2 separate regions of the Homo sapiens genome follow, and region 1 is linked to region 2. Evidence: chromatin contacts called from ENCODE Hi-C or POLR2A ChIA-PET data. All regions are on one chromosome and are shown on one strand. The core of a region is the stretch at or near the end of the contact, and the rest is flanking DNA. Distances in the headings are between cores, read along the strand shown.

Region 1 (6,348 bases), core at 600-3,099, 200 kb before region 2:
TTAATTAAATTAATTAATTAATTAATTTTGAGACAGAGTCTTGCTCTGTTGACCAGGCTGGAGTGCAGTGGCCTGATCTTGGCTCACTGCAACCTCTGCCTTCTGGGTTCAAGCAATTCTTCTGCCTCAGCCTCCCGAGTAGCTGGGTTACAGGTGCACGCCATCATGCCCGGCTAATTTTTGTATTTTTAGTAGAGACGGGATTTCACCATATTGGTCAGGCTGGTCTCAAACTCCTGACCTCAGGTGATCCACCCGCCTCGGCCTCCCAAAGTTCTGGGATTACGAGCGTGAGCCACCTCGCCTGGCCAACGTAACTATTTTATAAAACAAAACATTTCTATTGAGAAGAACAGCATTGCGTCAGTGTTTCTGCAGATCTCCTGGGTGTCTGACTGAATAGAGGATACCTGGATTCTCGGTTGTTGCAGTATCTCTTTCGCTCAGCCCCTGGGAAAGTCCACTGTACCCTCATGAGAGAATGACAGAAGAAACTGTGTTATGGAAGCTTTTCAACCTCACAGATTCTCTGAAAAGGGCCTCAGGCACCCTAGGATATCCTGGTCCACACTCTCTCCTAAAGCGATTTACCAGTGTTTTCCAGAATATGGTAAAAATGACAAAAAACATAGTGAAGGGCAAAACTAGGTATGTGCCTTTTATCATCATGGTACCTGAGTCTGAAAAGCAGCAATGAATTATGTCACAATTTTAGCAAAGTTTGCTGGCCTTGATGGTCTTGCCTTCTTTGTTTACTCATTAATGCCTTTGCCTTCAAAGTGAAAGATTATGGCCGGGTGCGGTGGCTTATGCCTGTAATCCCAGCACTTTGGGAGGCCGAGGCGGGTGGATCACGACGATGTCAGGAGATCGAGACCATCCTGGCTAACACGGTGAAACCCCGTCTCCACTAAAAATACAAAAAATTAGCCGGGCGTGGTGGCGGGCGCCTGTAGTCCCAGCTACTCGGGAGGCTGAGGCAGGAGAATGGCGTGAACCCAGGAGGCAGAGCTTGCAGTGAGCCAAGATCACGCCACTGCACTCCAGCCTGGGCGACAGAGCGAGACTTCATCTCAAAAAAAAAAAAAAAAAAAAGTGAAAGATTATTCTTTCCTTTCTGTGTAATGCACCTGGATGGCAGAGGTTCTGTATAGCAGAATCATTTTTGATGCTTTATGTTGACTTTATTATGTTTGTGCTTATTTAAGGGGAAAAAACAAAGAACAAAGGTTCATCACTTGTGAAACATCAGGTTTGTTTTGTTAATGGATAATCAAGTCTCTCTCAGACACCCGCGAGCCTGCCTTAAACAACTGTCCAGATTGCCTCTAAAACTGTCCCTGAGACTCTGAGTGCCCCTGGAAAATCACAAAGATTTGATCATTCACCTTATAAAAAGAAAAATACCATAGACATAATGAGGTTTGTTTTAAGCGTTATCTTGTAAGACCTGCACGGGAAGAGTGGTTGTCAAATCACAAGAGACGCTGGCCACAGCTCCTTGGTTCGGTGTGTATGTGTAAATGTTATTCATGGAAATAATTCAGAAGTTCTGGGCTTGGCGGGAGGCCCCGTGCTTGTCAGTGCCCTCCCTTGCTCTGTGTAGGATATTTTCATTCAGAAAATATCTGAATGAAATATTCAGAAATATCTGAATAACGCATCTGGCCAGATGCATTAGAAAATCGTTATGAAAAGAGACTTTGAGTCTTCCCATGCTGATGTTCCCCATGTGGGAAAGGATTGCCTGGTGCTTTCACCAGTGACTAATAGAGCCTCTGGGCCCAGGCTTCTGCATGGACATTACCTCAATGGCTCTCAGACCACCCCAGCGCGCCGGGCCAGGGCTTCGTGAGGCTGGAAGCTGGCTCCGAGTCCTGCAGAGTGCGACGGGCTGCTGAGGGAACTGAATTGTGGTGGTTTGCTTGGAATATAGCTGATGTGTTCATTTCTGTTTTCTAGATGTAAGAGGAAATGCTTTCTCATTCTTAGTGTCTGTAATCCGTGATGATTTAGTAGGCTCTGCTCTGGTAGATGGATATGAAACTTTTTTTTTTTTTTTTTTTTTTTTTTGAGACAGAGTCTTGCTCTGTTACCCAGGCTGGAGTGCAGTGGCGCGATCTCACCTCACTGCAACCCCCGCCTCCTGGGTTCAAGCGATTCTTCTGCCTCAGCCTCTCGAGTAGCTGGGACTACAGTTGCCCATCACCTCACCTGGCTAAGTTTTTGTATTTTTAGTAGAGCTGGGATGTAGAGTAGAGATGTTGGCCAGGCTGGTCTTGAACGCTTGACCTCAAGTGATCTGCCCTCATCAGCCTCCCAAAGTGCTGGGAGTATAGGCATGAGTCATTGTGCCCGGCCAGATATGAAACTTTTTTTTTTTTTTTTTTTGAGATGGAGTCTCACTCTGTCGCCCAGGCTGGAGTGCAGTGGCGCAATCTCGGCTCACTGCAAGCTCTGCCTCCCGAGTTCACGCCATTCTCCTGCCTCAGCCTCCTGAGTAGCTGGGACTACAGGTGCCCACCACCACGCCCGGCTAATTTTTTGTATTTTTAGTAGAGACTTAGGGTTAGCCAGGATGGTCTCGATCTCCTGACATCGTGATCCACCCGCTTCGGCCTCCCAAAGTGCTGGGATTACAGGCGTGAGCCACCTCGCCCGGCCGAAACATTTTTAAATGATATTGCTTTCTCAGTGAACCCCCATTCTCACTGTCTCCTTATTTTTTGTGGTGATATAGTTATTTGCATAGGTTCAGTAAGAATCTGTCCTTTTTAAAATTGAAATTTGAAATTTAAAAAATTTTAAACTTTAATAATAATAATAATTTTTAGAGTTGGGGCCTCACTATGTTGCCCAGGCTGGCCTTGAGCTCCTGGGCTTTCAAGCAGTCCTCCCACTGCAGCCTTCTGAGGAGCTGAGATTACAGGTGCACACCACTACACCTGGCTCTGTTTTTTGTTTGTTTGTTTTGAGACGGGGTCTCACTCTGTCACCCAGGCTGGAGTGCAGTGGCATGATCTCGGCTCACTGCAACCTCCGCCTCCTGGGTTTAAGCGATTCTCCTGCCTCAGCCTCCCGAGTAGCTGGGATTACAGGTGCACGCCCGGCTAATTTTTGTATTTTTAGTAGAGATGGGGTTTTCTCCATGTTGGCCAGGCTGGTCTTGAACACCTGACCTCAAGTGATCCACCTGCTTTGGCCTCCCAAAATGCTAGGATTACAGGTGTGAGCCACCGCACCCAGCCCACACCTGGTTCTTTTGTTTTTTTTTTTTTGTTTTGTTTTTTGTTTTGAGACGGAGTCTTTTTCTGTCGCCAGGCTGGAGTGTAGTGGCGTGATCTCGGCTCACTGCAACCTCTGCCTCCCGGGTTCAAGTGATTCTCCTGCCTCAACCTCCTGAGTAGCTGGGACTACAGGTGTGCGCCACCACGCCCAGCTAATTTTTGTATTTTTAGTAGAGACGGGGTTTCACCATGTTGGCCAGGATGGTCTCGATCTCTTGACCTTGTGATCCGCCCACCTCGTCCTCCCAAAGTGCTGCGATTACAGGCATGAGCCACCACACCTGGCCCACCTGGCTCTTTTTTAAGTGTATATTTTTTTATCGTGGTAAAATAGATATAGCATAAGATTTCCCATTTTAAGCATTTTTAAGCGTACAGTTCAGTGGCATTCAGTACAGTCTCATTGTCGTGCAACCATTACCACCAACCATCTCCAGAACTTTTTCACCTTTCAAAACAGAAATGGTACCATTAAACGCTAACTTGCCACCCCCAGCCCTTGGCAGGTGCCTTTGTACTTTCTGATCCTTGTGAAGTTGACTACTCTGGGCACCCCTTGGAGATAGAACCACATGTATTTGTCCTTTCATGACTGGCCTAGTTCGCCCAGCGTAGTGTCTTCAAGTTCATCTGTGTTGTAGCGTGTGTCAATTGTATGTCACCCCATGTTTTATTTTTCCACTCATCTGTTAGACATCTGGACTATTTTGGCCTTTTGTTTGCTGTTAGCATGGGTGTGCAAATGTGTGTTCCAGGCTCTACTTTTCAGTTCTTCAGCGTAATACCCAAAAGCTGAATTCTAGGTCAAATGGTAGTTCTAGGTTTAATTTTTTGAGGGACTGGCGTCTGTGCCTTTTCTCAAACTAAAATATAACTGGATAAGTTCCTAGTGCGGCCAGGGCCTTCCCTGGAATGCCGTATTTGTGAAGGATGCTGACCAGCCACTTCTAGAGGAACTGAGGCGACCGTGGAGTCAGTGCCTGCGAGGTCTCGGCCTCCTGGGAAGAGTAGCTCGGCCCCAGCTCACAGCGTGGCAGGAAGGTCACTTGCCAGCAGCTGGGGAACTTAAGCTCTTTGAGGGACCTGAATAAAAGAGATATGAGACTGAATGTACAAACAGACATGACTGGACCCCGTTACCTTCAAGGACCCCCCAGGAGGCCACAGGCCAGCTTGTGGAGCCGGGTGCTGTCACTAGCAACCATCCGGGAAGCCATGCAGTAACTAGAGTCTATGCTGTCAGCCCCACATGGCCAGGGCTTGATTGACTGGCAGCTTCCTGAAGTTTTGTCTCTGCTTCCATCCAACTTGAGACCAAGTAGAGAACCCATAGGTGCACGTAACGGATCGATGGGTAGCTTTCCTTGGAGCCTCTCCCAGGCAAACGCGAGTGACAGCGGCCGAGTCCCTTGCTGTTGGGAGCTCTGAGAACACACCCTCGCCTCACCTTTGGGTGGGCTTCACTCGCACAGGCACTACAGGAGAAACCTGCTGGAATTGCTTTCTTTTTTTCTTTTTTTTTTTTTTTTGAGACGGAGTCTCGCTCTGTCGCGCAGGCTGGAGTACAGTGGCGCTATCTTGGCTCACTGCAAGCTCCGCCTCCCGGGTTCACTCCATTCTCCTGCCTCAGCCTCCCGAGTAGCTGGGATTACAGGCGCCCGCCACCACGCCCGGCTAATTTTTTTGTATTTTTAGTAGAGACGGGGTTTCACCGTGTTAGCCAGGATGGTCTGGATCTCCTGACCTTGTGATCCGCCCGCCTCGGCCTCCCAAAGTGCTGAGATTACAGGCATGAGCGACTGCGCCTGGCATTTTTTTTTTTTTTTTTTTTTTTTGGGACAGGGTCAGGCTCTGTTGCCCAGGCTGGAGTGCAGTGGCGTGATCTCAGCTCGCTGTAACCTCCACCTCCCGGGCTCAAGCAATCCTTCCCCAGTAGCTGGGACTACAGGCACACGCCACCATGCCTGGCTAGTTTTTGTATATATTATAGAGACTGGGTTTCACCAGATTGCCTAGGCTGGTCTTGAACTCCTGGGCTCAGGTGATCAGCCTGCCCTGGCCTCCCAAAGTGCTGGGATTACAGGCATGAGCCAGCGTGCCCGGCCGAAGCCTGGTGGTTTCTTAGGCTTAGTTTCCAGCCCTCCAAATAGCAGATTGTTGATGGTGTTCAAGGGCAATCTAAGATTCCTTCTGAAGATAGCCAGGGAGAAGCTGCTTTTGTGCCCTCATTGCTGTTTGACACTGCATGGCCCTAAATTAGTCAAAGAAGCATAAGGAGGCTTAGTTAAATTGAACTCTCACTGCACCATGTAATGGTCAGGTCAGTCTCATGAGTCCTGCCCTTTTGTGTTAAAGAATCCTTTGCGGCCGGCATAGTGGCTCACGCCTGTAATCCCAGCACTTTGAGAGGCTGAGGGGGGCGGATCGCAAGGTCAGGAGTTTGAGACCCGCCTGGCCAACATAGTGAAACCCCATCTCTGCTAAAAATACAAAAATTAGCTGGGCATGATGGTGCATGCCTATAGCCCCATCTGCTTGGGGGGCTGAAGCAGGAGAATCACTTGAACCCAGGAGGTGGAGGTTGCAGTGAGCCGAGATTGTGCCATTGCACTCCGGCCTGGGTAACAGAGCGAGACTCCATCTCAAAAAAGAAAAAAAAAAGAAAGAAAGGAAAGGAAGGAAAGAAAGAAGGAAGGAAGGAAAGAAGGAAAGAAAGAGAGAGACAGACAGAAAGAGAGAGAGAAAGAAAGAAAGAAAGAAAAGAAAGAAAGAAAGAAAGAAAGAAAGAAAGAAAGAAAGAAAGAAGAAAGAAAGAAAGAAAGAAAGAGAAAAAAGAAAAGAAAGAAAGAGAACAGAAAGAAATGCGACTGAACTTTGCCCAGTGGAAAACGACCAGTGCCTTGTGGCTGTTGGGCCCAGTTTTGCGTCAGTTTGTCAACGCATTTCCAGTTTCCCCGTTGCCTGCGCACACAGTTCTTGGACTCCTTTGAATGGTTTTAACATCGCTGTTTCCCCTGTTAAAAAATGAGTTAATAAAACCTTTCACATGTGTTCACGTAAG
Region 2 (6,050 bases), core at 2,373-4,872:
AAAATTAAAGCCTATCTTTTTTTTTTTTTTTCATGTTGTGAGAATTTAATAAGTCAATGAACATAAGGTGCTTAGAACCAAGCTTAGGGTATGGAAAACAGAGAATAGATGTTTCTTGTTATTCTTTTTTTTTTTTTAATTTATTTTTTTATTGATAATTCTTGGGTGTTTCTCACAGAGGGGGATTTGGCAGGGTCATGGGACAATAGTGGAGGGAAGGTCAGCAGATAAACAAGTGAACAAAGGTCTCTGGTTTTCCTAGGCAGAGGACCCTGCGGCCTTCCGCAGTGTTTGTGTCCCTGGGTACTTGAGATTAGGGAGTGGTGATGACACTTAACGAGCATGCTGCCTTCAAGCGTCTGTTTAACAAAGCACATCTTGCACCGCCCTTAATCCATTTAACCCTGAGTGGACACAGCACATGTTTCAGAGAGCACAGGGTTGGGGGTAAGGTCACCGATCAACAGGATCCCAAGGCAGAAGAATTTTTCTTAGTGCAGAACAAAATGAAAAGTCTCCCATGTCTACTTCTTTCTACACAGACACGGCAACCATCCGATTTCTCAATCTTTTCCCCACCTTTCCCGCCTTTCTATTCCACAAAACTGCCACTGTCATCATGGCCCGTTCTCAATGAGCTGTTGGGCACACCTCCCAGACGGGGTGGTGGCCGGGCAGAGGGGCTCCTCACTTCCCAGTAGGGGCGGCCGGGCAGAGGCGCCCCTCACCTCCCGGACGGGGTGGCTGGCCGGGCGGGGGGCTGACCCCCCACCTCCCTCCCGGACGGGGTGGCTGCCGGGCGGAGGGGCTCCTCACTTCTCAGACGGGGTGGTTGCCAGGCAGAGGGTCTCCTCACTTCTCAGACGGGCCGGCTGGGCAGAGACGCTCCTCACCTCCCAGACGGGGTCGCGGCCGGGCAGAGGCGCTCCTCACATCCCAGACGGGGCGGCGGGGCAGAGGCGCTCCCCACATCTCAGACGATGGGCGGCCGGGCAGAGACGCTCCTCACTTCCTAGATGGGATGGCGGCCGGGCGGAGACGCTCCTCACTTTCCAGACTGGGCAGCCAGGCAGAGGGGCTCCTCACATCCCAGACGATGGGCGGCCAGGCAGAGACGCTCCTCACTTCCCAGACGGGGTGGCAGCCGGGCAGAGGCTGCAATCTCAGCACTTTGGGAGGCCAAGGCAAGCGGCTGGGAGGTGGAGGTTGTAGCGAGCCGAGATCACGCCACTGCACTCCAGCCTGGGCACCATTGAGCACTGAGTGAACGAGACTCCGTCTGCAATCCCGGCACTTCGGGAGGCCGAGGCTGGCGGATCACTCGCGGTTAGGAGCTGGAGACCAGCCCGGCCAACACAGCGAAACCCCGTCTCCACCAAAACCAGTCAGGCGTGGCGGCGCGTGCCTGCAATCGCAGGCACTCGGCAGGCTGAGGCAGGAGAATCAGGCAGGGAGGTTGCAGTGAGCCGAGATGGCAGCAGTACAGTCCAGCTTCGGCTCCGCATGAGAGGGAGACCGTGGAAAGAGAGGGAGACCGTGAGGAGAGGGAGAGGGAGAGGGAGAGGGAGAGCTAAAGCCTATCAATAGCTAAATATGTCAAAAAACATTCTGGCCTTTGTTTGGTGAGAATTCATGTCACGGTAGGAGGAAATCTGAAAGTTAGGAATCAAAGTTTGCATGCATTTTAAGGGTGTGCTGCTGATATGCACAGGGAGTGGGTTTGCTAACGCCATCCCAGCCACTGATGCAGCTGGACTGGGCTCTAGGAAAGCTGACAGAACAGTGAAGGAAGCCAGGCCAGAGTGGTGCTCCCCCCACCCACTGGGAGAATCCATCGAGATGCACAATTTGAGTAGCATCATGTCTGATCTGGGGTTTACTAGTGATTTTTTAAGACAGGATCTCACACTCTTGCCCAGGCTGGAGTGCAGTGGTGCGATCTCTGCTCACTGCAACCTCTGCCTGCAGGGTTTAAGCAATTCTCCTGCTTCAGCTTCCTAAGTAGCTGAGATCACAAGCGTGTGCCACCATGCCCGGCTAATTTTTGTATTTTTGGTAGAGACGGTTTCACCATGCTGGCCAGGCTGATCTCAAACTCCTGACATCAAGTGAGCCACCGTGCCCAGCCTGATTTTTCACTTTAAAGTTGATTTTTGTTTTGTTTCAGAAATTACACTGAAATGCAACTACTAAACAAGAAAGTACGGTTGGCATAAAATGTTTTATCATAGAAACACTTTTCATGGGAGAATAACTGAACAGTTTTAAAATAATACCAGGATAAAAGGCTCAAAAATTTGTTAGCCAGTAACAACAGAGTATCAGTGGGGACAATCAGACACCAAACAACTGGAGGTTAAAAGGAGAGTGAACAGATCACTGCCTAGAAAGGGACAGCCCCAAGCATGGGTTTGGAAACGGGTACTAATTGTGGTGAAATTTTTATGGAATGAGGATTACTTCCACAGCCAATTACAGATGCTCCTCAGCTTCCAGTGGGGTCACCTCCGGATAAACCCATCATGAGTTGAAAATATTGTCAGCTGGAAATGCACTGAATCCACCTAACCCACCAAATATCACAGCTTAGCCTGCCTCAAGCATGCTCAGCAAACTTATGCTAGCCCACAGTTGAGCCTCCTTTTTTATTTTTATTTTTGAGACGGAGTCTTCCTGTCGCTCAGGCTGGAATGCAGTGGCGCGATCTTGGCTCACTGCAACCTCCGCATCCCAGCTTCCAGCGATTGTCCTGCCTCAGCCTCCCAAGTAGCCAGGATTACAGGCACCCGCCACCACGCCCCGCTAATTTTTGTGTTTTTAGTAGAGGCAGGCTTTTGCCATGTTGGCCAGGCTGGTCTCGAACTCCTGAGCTCATATGATCTACTTGCCTTGGCCTCCCAGAGTGCTGGGATTACAGGTGTGAGCCAGCACACCTGGCTGAGCCTCCTTTATCACACAGTGTTGAATATGTCATGGAGTTTATTGAATACCGTACAGAAGGTGAAAGAGAATTGTTGCACGAGGACTTCAAGTACAGTTTCTGCAGAATGTGTCTCATTTTCAAAAACTCCTAAGTTGAATGATCATTAAACTGGGACAGTCTGCATTTAAGGACAAAACAGGAGTTCTGGTGTCTTAAGACTGTAGCTGATTTCTAAGAATGTAGCTACTTTCTTTTTTTGGGACACAGTCTCACTCTGTCACCCAGGCTGGAATGCAGTGGTGCGATCTCGGCTCACTGCAAGCTCCGCCTCCCGGGTTCACGCCATTCTCCCGCCTCAGCCTCCCGAGTAGCTGGGGCTACAGGTGTGTGCCGCCACGCGCGGCTAATTTTTTGTATTTTTAGTAGAGACGGGGTTTCACCGTGTTAGCCAGGATGGTCTCGATCTCCTGACCTCGTGATCCGCCCGCCTCAGCCTCCCAAAGTGCTGGGATTACAGACGTGAACCACCGCGCCTGGCTGAATGAAGCTACTTTCAAACTGTTCTCCCAGTAACTGGAAATAAAACATAAATGACCTTGGCAGGTATAAGATTGCCCGCTTGCTTAGGCTGGAGCTCCCACTTCTGGCCATGTGTGTGCACAGCGGGCTCCAGGCTGGAGCTGCCCCGCTGCCCCACTGTTATACTCCTTTCCCATCCCAGGCACCCTAAAGCCTGCAAGGAGAGAAGTCGTGCACCTCAGGTGTAGTAACCTTCTGAAGGCGGACGCCTTTACCAGTGAGATGCTGACGGCCGGGCCAGCTTCGCAAGGATCGGCTGTGAGGAGCGTTTTATCCCTGACATGGTTTAGAACTGCCAGTCAGTACATGACTGTTTTGAAGTTCTCTGGAACCATATTCCTCTGTCTCATGCACAGGACCCGTGCCCCGCCTCCGTGGATTCTGGATGCATGAGAATGGACGAGGGGTGGCATTTCAGCTGGTGGCCTTGTGGCCTAGTTCACGCCTTCGTCCTGATGGAAGTCTGGGTTTGCCCTGATATGGAAATGACACATGGACAGACACACCACACACACAGAGGAGCCTTGCTATTTTAAGCATGTACTTTATACAAAATAACCAGTTCATATGGAAATAAATCTACAGACCTCCAAGGATCAAAAAGCTTTTTAAAAAGTTCTTTTAAAAAATTATCCAACACACAATATTGAACTAACTATTGAGGTAAGTGTCGCTCTCAGTGAAACAGGGAATCAGCAGACCACGACAAAATATACACAATATAAAAATAAATAGCATTCCCCTTTCCAGTACTGGCCAGAAGGTTCACATGGTTTCTGCTTTTGCAGCAGGAGCAGAGGCTCCAGACACTGTGTGCCAAGGCTGCTGGGGACTGACCGGGGCCCCAGGAGCTACGCACAAGGCAGGAGAGTGAGGTACCTGAGCCCTGGCTAGGGAAGGGAAAGGAAGGGAAGGGAAGGGAAGGGAAGGGGCTGCATGGTTTCCTGAACGGGGGTCAGCATTTCAATAACTTATGCAATATCCATACCCCTGCTCCCACCCCACCCACCCCTGTCAACAACACAAGCAAGGACAATCAACTGCTCGTCAGCCGTTCTGACGTTAGAGTTCAGTTAGTCCTCTTGTGCAGGACAAGAGGGAGAAACTAGGTAGGAAAAGGTCAAGCCGAGCCCGGAACAGTCCCTCCGCACATCTGTCTAGCACAGAGCAGGATCAACATCCAGCCTGGAGGCAAAACTTGTGTCCCAGCTTAATTTAAAAAATGAAGGTCCGGTGTGTTGGCTCACGCCTGTAATCCCAGCATGTTGGGAGGCCAAGGCGGGTGGATCACCTGAGGTCAGGAGTTTGAGACCAGCCTGGCCAACATGGTGAAACCCCGCCTCTACTAAAAATACAAAAATTAGCTGGGAGTGGTGGTGCGCGCTTGTAGTCCCAGCTACTTGGGAGGCCGAGGCAGACGAATCCCTTGAACCTGGGAGGTGGAGGTTGCAGTGAGCCGAGATCGTGCCATTGCACTCCAGTCTGGGGGACAAGAGCAAGATTTCGTCTCAAAAAAAAAAAAAAAAAAAAGAAAAGAAAAAAAACGGGATGCAGTAACATTCACCCAAACACTACTGTCCCAAGGGGAAAGTGCGTGAGGCTTGGTGTCCTATGGCTGCACGGCAGAGTCCAACCCAAAAAAGAAATAGGGAGCCCAGCTTTTTCTCACGCAGCAAATGGCAATCACATTCTTTGTGCTATGCAGTGATGTGAGTCCACGAATAAAAGCCTCTGCATTCTCAACCGAAATAAGAAGTATCCTTACTGAAGCTAGTGTCCGGAGAGTCACTGGTGGACACACCACACCCCAGGAGCCCCCGGATTGGGCAGTACATGGCTCACTAATATATGGGACTGATTTTCTGCAATGCGGGTCCATGGAGAATCACAGAGGGTGAACTGACTGACAGACAAAGAAGGGCAACAATGCTAGAAAACCTTCAGCCTTTCCTTTCTATGAAAACCAAGGTTCTCTGCAAGCAGGTTGGGGTTCTTACACTACTCAACTGTCCTTACCTTGTGACTATAGGATTAGGCCTTCCTGTGAAATTTCAAATCAGGTCTTAAGAGCAGTGTAGTATTTACAGATTTGAATGTCCATTAAAAAAAAAAATTGAACCAAGAAGTATGGATTGCAAACTTGTTTCTGACAGCTGTGGTGACTGCAACACTGGGATTTTGTGGGCCTGGGATGGCATCTGCCAGCAGTAGGAATCAGCAAAAATAATATAGTAACTATACAGCAGATAAATGGCATGGGATAATGACACCAAATGCTTAGTCACAAGAAACACTTTCAGGGAACAAGACAGAGTAAATCGACATTTAAAGCTGAGGTCTGACTGAACTGAGGGGCACAAACTGCAGGTCTTAAGGTTTTCACTAAGCCTAACGAAGAGGAGCATGAGAAGGCCTTCTGAGAGCATCTGGCCCGGGCTCAGTGAGAAGATACGAACTGTTGATGAGCAGCTCGTGTGTACGGCCAGGTAAACTAAACCAACCTGATGAAGGCTGGTGATGAAGGAGAGGCGGAGAGGTGGGATGGAAA

The links. A loop is a pair of places that touch in the nucleus more often than their neighbours do. ChIA-PET counts read pairs that join two places held with the same protein, here RNA polymerase II (POLR2A). Pooled maps may share reads with other maps.
Region 1: POLR2A ChIA-PET joins it to region 2 with 19 read pairs in BJ. The contact joins two enhancer-like sites. A Hi-C loop is called at or near these places in 12 of 168 maps with a recorded cell type or tissue (Caco-2, GM12878, HCT116 and 8 more), 21 of 37 single-sample maps with no recorded cell type and 14 of 50 pooled maps. POLR2A ChIA-PET finds 5 or more read pairs at or near these places in 3 of 52 experiments (BJ, Caco-2 and GM10248).

Annotation. Positions count from the first base shown.
Region 1 is chr22:17,756,177-17,762,524 of GRCh38, reverse strand. All of the region lies in intron 1 of BID (BH3 interacting domain death agonist), which reads left to right. Among named protein-coding and RNA genes, the nearest start is that of MIR3198-1, 4.9 kb to the left of the region's middle. Within about 2 kb of position 1,849, at least 3 of the 41 ENCODE cell types and tissues checked have a DNase peak (open chromatin) inside an H3K27ac peak, as active enhancers do.
Region 2 is chr22:17,556,128-17,562,177 of GRCh38, reverse strand. CECR2 (CECR2 histone acetyl-lysine reader) reads right to left here. Exons shown (of 19, transcript NM_001290047.2): 19 at 4,027-6,050. Among named protein-coding and RNA genes, the nearest start is that of SLC25A18, 4.3 kb to the left of the region's middle. Within about 2 kb of position 3,622, at least 2 of the 41 ENCODE cell types and tissues checked have a DNase peak (open chromatin) inside an H3K27ac peak, as active enhancers do.